2 separate regions of the Homo sapiens genome follow, and region 2 is linked to region 1. Evidence: read pairs that join two places in POLR2A ChIA-PET (ENCODE). Cell type or tissue: GM12878. All regions are shown on one strand. Each heading gives the region's core, and the rest is flanking DNA. Links, peaks and the distances in the headings are about the cores only.

Evidence for each region. Peaks named below come from ENCODE experiments on the same cell type or tissue, not always from the same donor. Only the 100,000 strongest peaks of a DNase experiment are listed, where the experiment ranks them.
Region 2: POLR2A ChIA-PET joins it to region 1 with 10 read pairs; 7 of 35 experiments call an interaction of 5 or more read pairs at or near these places.

Annotation. Positions count from the first base shown.
Region 1 is chr2:171,438,138-171,443,519 of GRCh38, forward strand. The region is part of intron 2 of DCAF17 (DDB1 and CUL4 associated factor 17); the gene reads left to right. Among named protein-coding and RNA genes, the nearest start is that of DCAF17, 6.6 kb to the left of the region's middle. In GM12878, for the core only: no CTCF peak of the experiment used is centred there; no DNase peak of the experiment used is centred there.
Region 2 is chr2:171,334,288-171,339,669 of GRCh38, forward strand. It overlaps METTL8 (methyltransferase 8, tRNA N3-cytidine), which reads right to left. Exons shown (of 10, transcript NM_001321154.2): 4 at 4,897-5,267; 5 at 3,166-3,215. Among named protein-coding and RNA genes, the nearest start is that of METTL8, 97 kb to the right of the region's middle. RefSeq lists a silencer at 2,552-2,611. In GM12878, for the core only: no CTCF peak of the experiment used is centred there; no DNase peak of the experiment used is centred there; H3K27ac peaks cover 3,588 bases.

The DNA of each region.
Region 1 (5,382 bases), core at 77-5,076:
GTTCACTCTCCAAATATATTGGGATTTTCCAGTTATCATTGTTTTATTGATTTGTGGTTTAATACCACTATGACCCAAGAGCATACTTTATATTAGTTCTAGTCTTTTAAATTTGTTAAGGTGTCTTTTATGGCTCAGAATGTGGTCTACCTTGGTGAACGTTTCGTGTAAGCTTGAGAAGAATGTGTATTCTGCTGTCGTTGGATGAGATATTCTGTTTGATCCAGTTGACTGATGGTACCTTTCAGTTTAAGTATATGCATAATTACTAACTTTCTGCCAGCTGGATGTGTTAATTACTGATGGGTATTGAAATCTCTATAATAGTGAGTGGATTTATCTATTTCTCCTTGCATTTCTATCCGTGTTTGCCACATTGTGTTTTGATACTCTGTTGTTAGATGCATATGTATTAAATATTGTTATGCCTTCTTGGAGAATTGACACCTTTTTCATTATCTTATGCCCACTTAATCCCTGGTAATGTTCCTTGCCAAATTCGACTTTGTCTGAAATTAGTATAGCTACTCCAGCTTTCTTTTGTTTAGTGTTTACACATTGTATCTTTTGCCATTCCTTTACTTTTAATCTATCTGTGCCTTTTTTTTTCCCCCCCAAAGTCAGGGTCTGGCTGTGTCTCCCAGGCTGGAGTGCAGTGGCACAATCATAGCTCACTGTAACACCAAACTCCTGGACTGAAGCAATCCGACCATCTCAGCCTCCCAAGTAGCTAGGACTATAGGCATGTGGCTATTTTTAAAACAATTTTTTTAGAGATAGGGGTCTCAGTCGTGCTGTGTTGCCCAAGCTGATCTCATACTCCTGACCTCAAGTAGTCCTCCCACCTCAGCCTCTGCTGAGGATTACAGACACGAGCCACCAGAACACTTTAGGTATTTATGTCTCTCTCTGCTTGCTCTTATGCTCTCTGAAGAGAAATCCAAATTAATTCTTATTGTTCCCCTATATAGTTAAGGTGCTTTTTTTTCATCTGGCTTCTTTCAAGATTTTCTCTTCACTTTTGATTTTCTGCAGTTTGAATATGCTTCCCAGATTTGGGGCTTGGTATCTGTCAGTTTTGGAAAATTCTCAGCCATTATTACTTCAAATATTTATTTTTCTCTTTTTCTTCCTTCTGGTATTCCCATTATGTGGATGTTATACCTTCTCCAATTTTCCTGTAATACTTGAATATTCTGTTCTACTTTTTCTTTCTTTTTCCTCTTTTATTGCCCCAGCTTGGGAAGTTTCTGTTGACCTATCTTCAAACTCACTGATTCTGTCCTTGGCTGCATCCAGTTTACTGATAACTGTTAAAGGCGTTCTTCATTTCTCTTATGGTGTTTTTTGATTTCTAGTATTTCTTTTTTTTCCTTTTTTTTTTTTTTTTTTTTTAGAATTTTTATCTGTGTTTAATTTACCCATCTTTTCTTGCATGGTGTCCACTTTTCCCAGCTCTGATCCTGTTAATCAGCTATTTAATTAATTAGTTTAGAAATGAGGTCTTGTGACTGGGTGCGGAGGCTCACACCTGTAATCTCACACTTTGGGAGGACTAGGTGGGCAGATCACTTGAGGCTAGGAGTTCGACACCAGCCTGGCCAACATGGCGAAACCCCATCTCTACTAAAAAAACAAAAATTAGCTGGGCATGGTGGCACACACCCATAATCCCAGCTACTCCAGAGGCCAAGGCAGAAGAATTGCTTGAATCTGGGAGGTGGAGGTTGCAGTGAGTTGTGATTGCATGCCACTGCACTCCAGCCTGGGTAACAGAGCGAGACTCAAAAAAGAAAACCCCAAAAAACCCCAAACAAACAGTAAAAAACAAGAAATGAGGCGTTGCTTTGTTGCCCAGGCTAGAGTGCAGTGGCTTTTCACAGGTATGATAATAGTGCACTGTAGCCCCAAACTCCTGCACTCCAGTGATCCTCCTCCCTCAGCCTCCTGAGTATAGCTGGAACTACAGTCACATACCATCGCACCTGGCTTAATCATTGTTATTTTAATTTCTGGTCTGCTAACTCTAAAATCTCTGCCATATCTGAATCCAGTTCTGATGTTTGTTTTGTTTCTTCAAACTTTTGTATTTTGCCTGTTAGCATGCCTTGTCATTTTTTTGGTTGAGGGCTATATATGATATGATATATTGGATAGGCCAGGCACAGTGGCTTACTCCTGTCATCCCAGCACTTTTGGAGGCCAACGTCTGGGGTTGCTTGAGCCTAGGAGTTTGAGACCAGCCTAACCAACATGGCAAAACCCCATCTCTACAAAAAATATCAACATTAGCTGGGCATGGTGGCACACACCTGTAGTCCCAGCTACCAGGGAGGATGAGGTGGGAGGATCGCTTGAGCCCAGGAGGTCAAGGCTGCTCGAGCCGTCAGCATGCCACTGCACTCCAGCCTGAGCAACAGAGCGAGACAGTGTCTCAAAAAATTTTACAAATTTAAGATAATATTGGATAAAAAGAATTAAATAGGCCTTTAGAGTGAGATTTTATGTTTATCTGAGTAGGAGTTCGGCTATGATTATTGTTTGTTGTAGCCGTAGGTATTAGAGGTTAAAATTTCCTCTAGTGTGCTTATTTTTGTCTCCCCCATTGTTGGCTCCAGTGGCTTGTTCCTGGGCTTATGTTCCTGGAAAGCTGTAATTGTCAGTATCCACCTTTCTCTCCAGTTTTGGAGGCAGCAGTTTGCCCTGTGACCTGAATTCTCTGATGGATCTAAGAATAATTATGGATTTTCAGATTGTTCAGCATTTTTCGTGCTATGAGGACAGACGGGTGGCACTTCCAGGCTGTTTTCGTCTTGGACCAGAAACCAGAATTTAGAGAGAATAGTCAGCTTTTGAGATTTGTTCTAACCCCAAGAGGGCTCTGTCCTGCTAGCTTTTTCTGGTTATTTCTGGCAAATTAGCCAGCCTACAATTTAGCCTGTATCTCCGCTGAGTCTACCAGTCTCCTCCCATTTGCCTTTCATCACAAACTCCACAGATTTTGTTAGTGCTCCTAGGCCTTAACTTCTCCACACTCTGTTGCAAATAAAATTAGTTTTTCTGGAAAGAGCCACAGAGCTATCTCTTTTATGGCCTGCTTCTCCCCTCCTGCACAGTTTTTGAACTAAGGCTCTTTACCTGGTTGTGGGAGTCAATGCCATGCTTCTCTCTGAGTGACTCCCCTACTCTAGAAGCTGCGCACTTGGAGTTGAGGAAACACTGACCTCAGATCTTCCCACCTTGTCTCTCTCTCAGTGTAGAACTACTGTTTTCTAAGGAGGATAAGGCCAGTTAGGGCCTCAGTATCCTCAGCTGTGCTACATCCAAGGTAGATCCTCCATCCCATGAATAGGGGCTGGGTGGAAGAAGGGACCCCCACCTCTTGACTATACTGACCCAATACTCAGCCCCAGCAATAGGCAGCTGGGGACTGGATGAGAAATGCTGTCATCCCACCCCTCCTAGGAAGATAGCTCTCTGAGTGGAAGCTTGGAAAACAGGGAGCCTTGTACTCTTGGCTGCACCAGTCTGGAGTGGAGTTTCCATCTTGCTGAGCTGGGATTGGGAAGGAAGGGACTATGCCCTGGTTCAGACACCACAGACTCACTATTCTTACTGAGCAGTAGTAGGTTTTCTTGAATAAATGTTTCTTCATATGCTGTATGTCCCCAGGACCATTTGCAGAGACTTTAAATAGTTGTCCTTTTATGATTTTCACCAGTTTTGCCAAGGAGTTTGTCCACAGAGCTCTTCATGCCCTCATGCTGGAAGTGGAAATCTGGACATGTTATCTTATCATGTCATTATCACACCTAGGAAAATGAGCAACAATTCTTCAGGATCATTTAATGTCAAGTTTATAACTTCCTGCTTTAACTTAAAAAAAAAATTAAATTAGAGTAAGTGGTGTCAATTAGTGTTCTAATGATTAAATATTATTGAGTTATTTAATGTCCAATGGTGTTTTATCCACAGGTTATAATCGCATATGAAGTTGCCTTCATTCTTGTGAAACTGTTTGGTTTAAACTTTTGAATCAGTGAGAGAATGTCAAAGAGGTACAATAAAATTATCACCTGAAAATTGTTTCTCTTTCAACAGTAATTTAATTTCAAAGTTCATTTAAAAAAATGAAAAGGGGCTGGGCGCAGTGGCTCACGCCTGTAATCCCAGCACTTTGGGAGGCTGAGGCAGGCAGATCACGTGGTCAGGAGTTCGAGACCAGCCTGACCAACATGGTGAAACCCTGTCTCTACTAAAAATACAAAATACAAAAATTAGCTGGGCATGGTAGCATGCACCTGTAATCCCAGCTACTCAGGAGGCTGAGGCAGGAGAATCGCTTGAACCTGGGAAGCGGAGGTTGCAGTGAACCGAGATGGTGCCATTGCTCTCCAGCCTGGGAGACAGAGTGAGACTCCATCTCAAAAAAAAAAAAAAAAAAAAGAAAGAAAGAAAAGCGCCAGGCGAAGTGGCTCACACCTGTCATCCCAACACTTCGGGAGGCTGAGGCAGGTGGATTACTTGAGTCCAGGAGTTCAAGACCATCCTGGGCAACATGGCAAAACTCTGCCTCTACAAAAAATGTAACAATTAGCTAAGCGTAGTAGCATGAGCTTGTAGTCCCAGTTACTTGGGAGGCTGAGGCAGGACAATTACATGAGCCTGGGAGGTGGAGGTTGAAGTGAGCTAAGATCATGCCATTGCACTCCAGCCTGGAGTGTGAGAAACTGTCTCAAAAAAAAGGAACAAAATAAAATTAAACATTTATGATCACATCTCAACTAATCAGAGAAGTACAAATTAAAAGAGACTATTTTTCACATCAAAGATATAGCATTCAATATTGGCAGAAGTATAAATTTACTCAACCTTTCTGAAAAGTAATTTGGGAGTAAAAAAAAAAACCATAAAGGGTTTTTTGTTTTTTGTTTTTTTTAAATCCACTAGTTTTCATTCTAAAATAATGGGACCCTTTTTATCCAGTAATTTTCATTTTAAATATCAGAACAATAGTTTTTGATCTTGATGGAATTCAACAGAGATATTCTTAGTAAATGTTCAGAGGTAAAGAAAGAATTTAATATGAACCATTTTTGGAAAACAACGTCCAGGTACGTATATGTATATAAACCAGAAGGAAATGAACCAAAATGTTAATAAGGGTTATTTTTGGCAGTTTTATGGTATTGTAAACTATTTTAATCTTGTTTTTTTTTATATGAATTATGTGATCAGAAAAAAATATTAATATTTAGTTAAGAGGAAAGCAAATAAATTGTGCCTTGGTATTTCACATCTCTGAATAAAAATAGTCTCTCAAACCTGAACAAATACTGTCTTGGTTATCAAGAATAATAATCATTTATTTTTCTTTTTTCC
Region 2 (5,382 bases), core at 327-5,326, 100 kb before region 1:
GCATGACCTCTAAGATGGAATTCCCACTGTATCAGCAGCCCAAGGTGATGTCTTGTGACCACCCAGTGACTTTCCAGAACCTTTCTGTAAAATCAGCTGACTACCTTGGCTCTTCTCCCAGCAAACAGGTGTAAATATCACTACTACCACCACACCACCAAGCACTCTCTTGGCAGGGGTCTATGAATTAAATGATCCTTGGAGAATGATATGACCTCTCCATTTCAGAGGTCTAATTATGGTAAAATATTCTGAAAATGTAAAACATTAATCCTACACTCTCTAAAAGTAGTAAAACATAATTTCTTAAGCAGAAAAAAAAAGTCTAATAATTCCTTTGGAAGGCTAATCACTGGTTGCCTTTAAAAGATGAATTAATTATCTGAGGTTATTGAGCTACAGTAATTTCTAAAACATAGGTATGAGGCAAAGAAAGACAGAGCTAAGAAGAAAGAGTTAGGGAGTGAGGAACCAAGAGCTTGCAATTATAAGCTGAAGGGAGAAGCAGAGGTGAAAAATACAACTAGCAAGTGGGGGAATGAGAGATATTAATCAGGCAATATGTATTGAGCTCCAACTAAGCTGTACTGTTAGGCAACCTGGGAAATCAGATTAGGATAAAATATGCCCTCTACCTTAAGGAATATAAAAAGTGGTCGGAGAGACAAGGCATAAATAAATGACATGCTAAATAATACCTTGAGATCAGTCATAAAGTAACACACAATCAACTGCCAATGTAGTGTATTTACGTGTATTATAAGCTCAGAGACCACTGGGGTAAAGGAATATGGCTATGTGACATAAGCAAGTTTGAAATTTCAGCCCAGAAACTAGAAAAAGGAAAACAAAACTAACAAAGACACAAACAGAAAGGACATTCAGAACTGTAAATTTACCAGCATCACCCAGGCCTGGCCACATTAACTGGTTATTAAATGATAGTAGGAAACTACTCACTATTCATTATGTTAGGTTTATAATAATATTAGAGAGTATACTGAGTTTTGGGAGATATATCCTGAATAATCAAGGATAAAGTATCATGATGTTGGCATTATATTGGTAATTGTTGAATTGAGGTGTTAGGCATATGGAAATTCACTGTACTCTTTGCTTTTCTGAATGTTTTTTAATTAAAAAAATTTTTTTTGAGACAGAGTCTCTTGCTCTGTCACCCAGGCTGGAGTGCAGTAGTGCGATCTCAGCTCACTGCAACCTCCACCTCCTGGGTTCAAGCAATTCTCCTGCCTCAGCCTCCCGAGTAGCTAGGATTACAATTGTGCACCACCACACTCAGCTAATTTTTGTATTTTTAGTAGAGACAGGGTTTCACCATGTTGGCCAGGCTGGTCTCAAACTCCTGACCTCAAGTGATCTGCCTGCCTCGTCCTCCCAAAGTGCTGGGATTACAGGTGTGAGCCACCGCACCAGGCCCCAGATGCTTTTACATTTTAATAATAAAAAGTTTAAAAGATCACATCATTTAAAAATATGCATAAAGACTGAAAGGAATTAAAACAAAAATTTTGTCAGTGGCTATGTTAGGATGATGAGTGATTCCCTCCCTCTCCTTTTCCTCTAATGGAAATGTTCTGCAACGTGCTAATGCTGATTTTATAATGGAAAAATAATGTGAACTTAAAAAAAATGTGTAAACTTAAAAAAGAATAGAGCTTGGCAGATTGGCCATAGATAAAAGGTGTTTGAAGAGTTTTGTGTGTTCATCATGGAAAAAGTAAAAGACACAGGTGAAATGGTGAACAGGAAGGGTGAGCCTGGAGCAAATCTCTGTCCCTGTAGTCAAACTCTGCTTTTTTTTTTTTTGAGACAAAGTTTCGCACTGTTGCCTGGGCTGGAGTGCAGTGGCGCATCTCAGCTCACTGCAACCTCCACCTCCTGGGTTCAAGCAATTCTCCTGTCTCGGCCTCCCGAGTAGCTGGGATTACAGGCGCCCGCCACCACACCCAGCTAATTTTTTGTATTTTTAGTAGAGATGGGGTTTCACTATGTTGGCCAGGCTGGTCTCGAACTCCTGATCTCGTGATTTGCCCGCCTTGGCCTCCCAAAGTGCTGGGATTACAGGCATGAGCCACCACGCCCGACTGCTTTTTTTTTTTTTTTTTTTTTTTTAGACGGAGTCTCACTCTGTCGCCCAGGCTGGAATGCAGTAGCGAGATCTCGGCTCACTGCAAGCTCGGCCTCCCGGGTTCACGCCATTCTCCTGCCTCAGCCTCCCGAGTAGCTGGGACTACAGGCGCCCGCCACCACGCCTGGCTAATTTTTTGTATTTTTAGTAGAGACGAGGTTTCACCGTGTTAGCCAGGATCGGCTTTTTTGAGTCTTAGGATTAGTTGCTGCTACCTCCAAACAATTTTAAGCCTAGACACAATGATTTGGCATGCAAACATCTTACATAGGGTGTTGCTTCAGAAGGGATGACAAAATGAGGCTTAAGTTGTAAGCTTTACATTCAATTGTCTATGTGTAAAATGACATCTAAGTATCTAGGGAGAGTAAATAATCTCTGAAGTTTAGCAGTTCACAGCTCAGTGGAAGGATGAAATCACTTCCTCTTTTTTTTTTTTTTTTTTTTTTTGAGACTGAGTTTTGCACTTGTTGCCTAGACTGGAGTGCAATGGCGCAGTCGGGTCACTGCAAACTCTGCCTCCTGGTTCAAGCAGATTCTCCTGCCTCAGCTTCCCAAGTAGCTGGGATTACAGGCATGCGCCACCATGCCTGGCTAATTTTGTATTTTTAGTAGAGGTGGTGTTTCACCATGTTGGTCAGGCTGGTCTTGAACTCCTGACCTCAAGCGATCCACCCGCCTCAGCCACCCAAAGTGCTGTGATTAAAGGCATGAGCCACCATGCCCAGTCTGCTTCCTCTTTTCTTATTCTCTCATCCATATACACATAAGCTTAAAAAATTACTTCAAAACAATGATGGACAACCCATGGCTACGAAACACTATTTTCAGAGTAATTCCCAGTTCACATGAAAGTAGACATTGAGATTAAGACATTTCTTTTGAAATTTGCTTGAGCCATTGTTCATATAAGAATTAGAAACACTACTGGCATACACGTGACAATATTTTCCCAGAATTTCTCAACATTCCATAAATATGTAAAATTCTGTAGAAAGAAAACTCTTAAAACTCACTCCAAAGTGTTCAAAATTGGAAACACACTATTTCCAGCTCCACAACCAACCTAAAATCAAAAGAACAAGCAAATATCAAAAAAAGCAAGGTTAAATTTTTGTCACCAATGTCAGATCTCCTATTAAAGAAAAAAACAATTAGACTTACTGGATCTCTGGGCACAGGATAATTTTCTAAACTCAAAAGCAATGAAATAAATCACAGGAATAAACACTAAGAAATCTGACTATGGAAACATTTAAATTTTTTACACACCAAAACCCAAAATAAACCAAATTTAAAAATAACCAATACGCTGTGAAGAAAACTGCAATGAATATGATAAAGGGCAAGGCTCATTAGGAAAAAAAAAAAAACAGATAAGCAGAGAAAATAAATGGACAGAACAAAAAAGAAGTACAAATGATTCTAAACATTTGAAGTATGTGACCTACTTAGTCATCAAAGAAACGCATATTAAAACAAGGTACAATTTTTGTCTAACAAAGTGGAAAACATTAAAATAATACTTCAATCAATGAGGGTGTGATGAAACAGACATACACTGTCATGGAATGGTATTAGTACAACTTCTTAGAAAGCAAGTGGGCAATATGTTTTAAAAGTATTAAAAATCTTCATAAATTATGAACTAGAAAATCTAACCTAAAACAATAAAAGAAAATGCAGGTAAAGGCTATACCCAAAATGTTTGCTTCAGAAAATCTGAAAACAATTAAAATGCCCAGTAGTGTGAAAATAGATAAGTAAAATTATAGTACTCCACATAGTAAAATATTTTGTAGCCATCAAAATATTTACAGAGAATTTTTAAAGATAGTGAAAACTGCTTATGATGCCATGTTAAATAGAAACAAACAAAACTTAGAATACATGTACAGTAATAAAAGAAGAAAAAGGTCAGCCAGGCACAGTGGCTCATGCCTGTAATCCCAGCACTTTAGGAGGCTGAGGCGGGCGGATCACCTGAGGCCAGGAGTTCAAAACCAGCCTGGCCAACGTGGCGAAACCCTGTCTCTACTAAAAATACAAAAAAATTAGCTGGGTGTGGTGGCAGGCGCCTGTAATCCCAGCTACTCAGGAGACTGAGGCAGGAGAATTGCTTGAACCCGGGAGGCAGAAGCTGCAGTGAGCTGAGATGGCGCCACTATACTCTAGCCCGGGCAACAAGAACAAAAGTCTGTCTCAAAAAAAAAAAAAAAAGAAGAAAAAGGTCACTAAAATGTTAACAGTGGTGAAATCCTTTGTTTGTAGGATTGGTGATAAATTATCTCCTTGTTAGCAAATTTTCTATAATCAATATACATTGCCTTTAAAATAAGAAAGACAGGGTTTAGTTTTAAAAATAGAAAACCAAGGTCTACACCAGATTATAGCAAATTATATATCTCACTTATTTCTATTTCATCTAAAAAGGGGTAATAACAAAGAGAGTAAAAATTAAGGCCAAAGCTTCATTGGTACTTAAAACTGCCCTCAGATTAAAATGAAAACAGACAATTTTTTTTTTTTTAAAAACCAGCAAAACCAGATTTAAACCACAAACTTAAAACTTGACTGATTAAAGACATGAGTCCCTTAGATATTATTTATGCACAGAAGTACACTGAATGCTTATTTACATTTGATAGTTTTCCACCAAAAAAAATCTGGATTTTTAATAAAATAATACAGAATGTACATTTTCAAATTATTTGTCACCTCCCATTTTTGTCCCTTGAGCACAATACCTCTAGTATCCTGAAAGTGGCATTGCTACCAGGAAACAATCCAGTCTCCATAGGTCCTTTTTTGTGTTTTTCAGAGTCTAGGTTGGAAAAATCAGATTCTGTTTTGCTTTGACCTTCTGAAGAACCAGAACTTTTCTCATAATGATTTTTTTCATCAGGCACAGTAGGACAGTGCATTCTTGAGAAACGATTTGTAGCACTAGTTTTTACATGATCCCATGATGATTCTCTCGCCTTCTCTTCAGGTTTTTGATCAACTGGAAGAATTTCAGGAAATTCCCTCAACAGCCAATTACGATCCTTGAAAAACTTATTCTTATGAATCTTGTAAAATGTGTCCCAGTATTTACTAGCTTCTCTCTCATACTTAACTAAAATAAAGAGGAAAAAGAAAGATTTATTTTACTACGAATTATATTTACTATTAGCTACTGTCTTGATAATTGTTAAACATATACATTATCATTTATAACAATTATATTTACA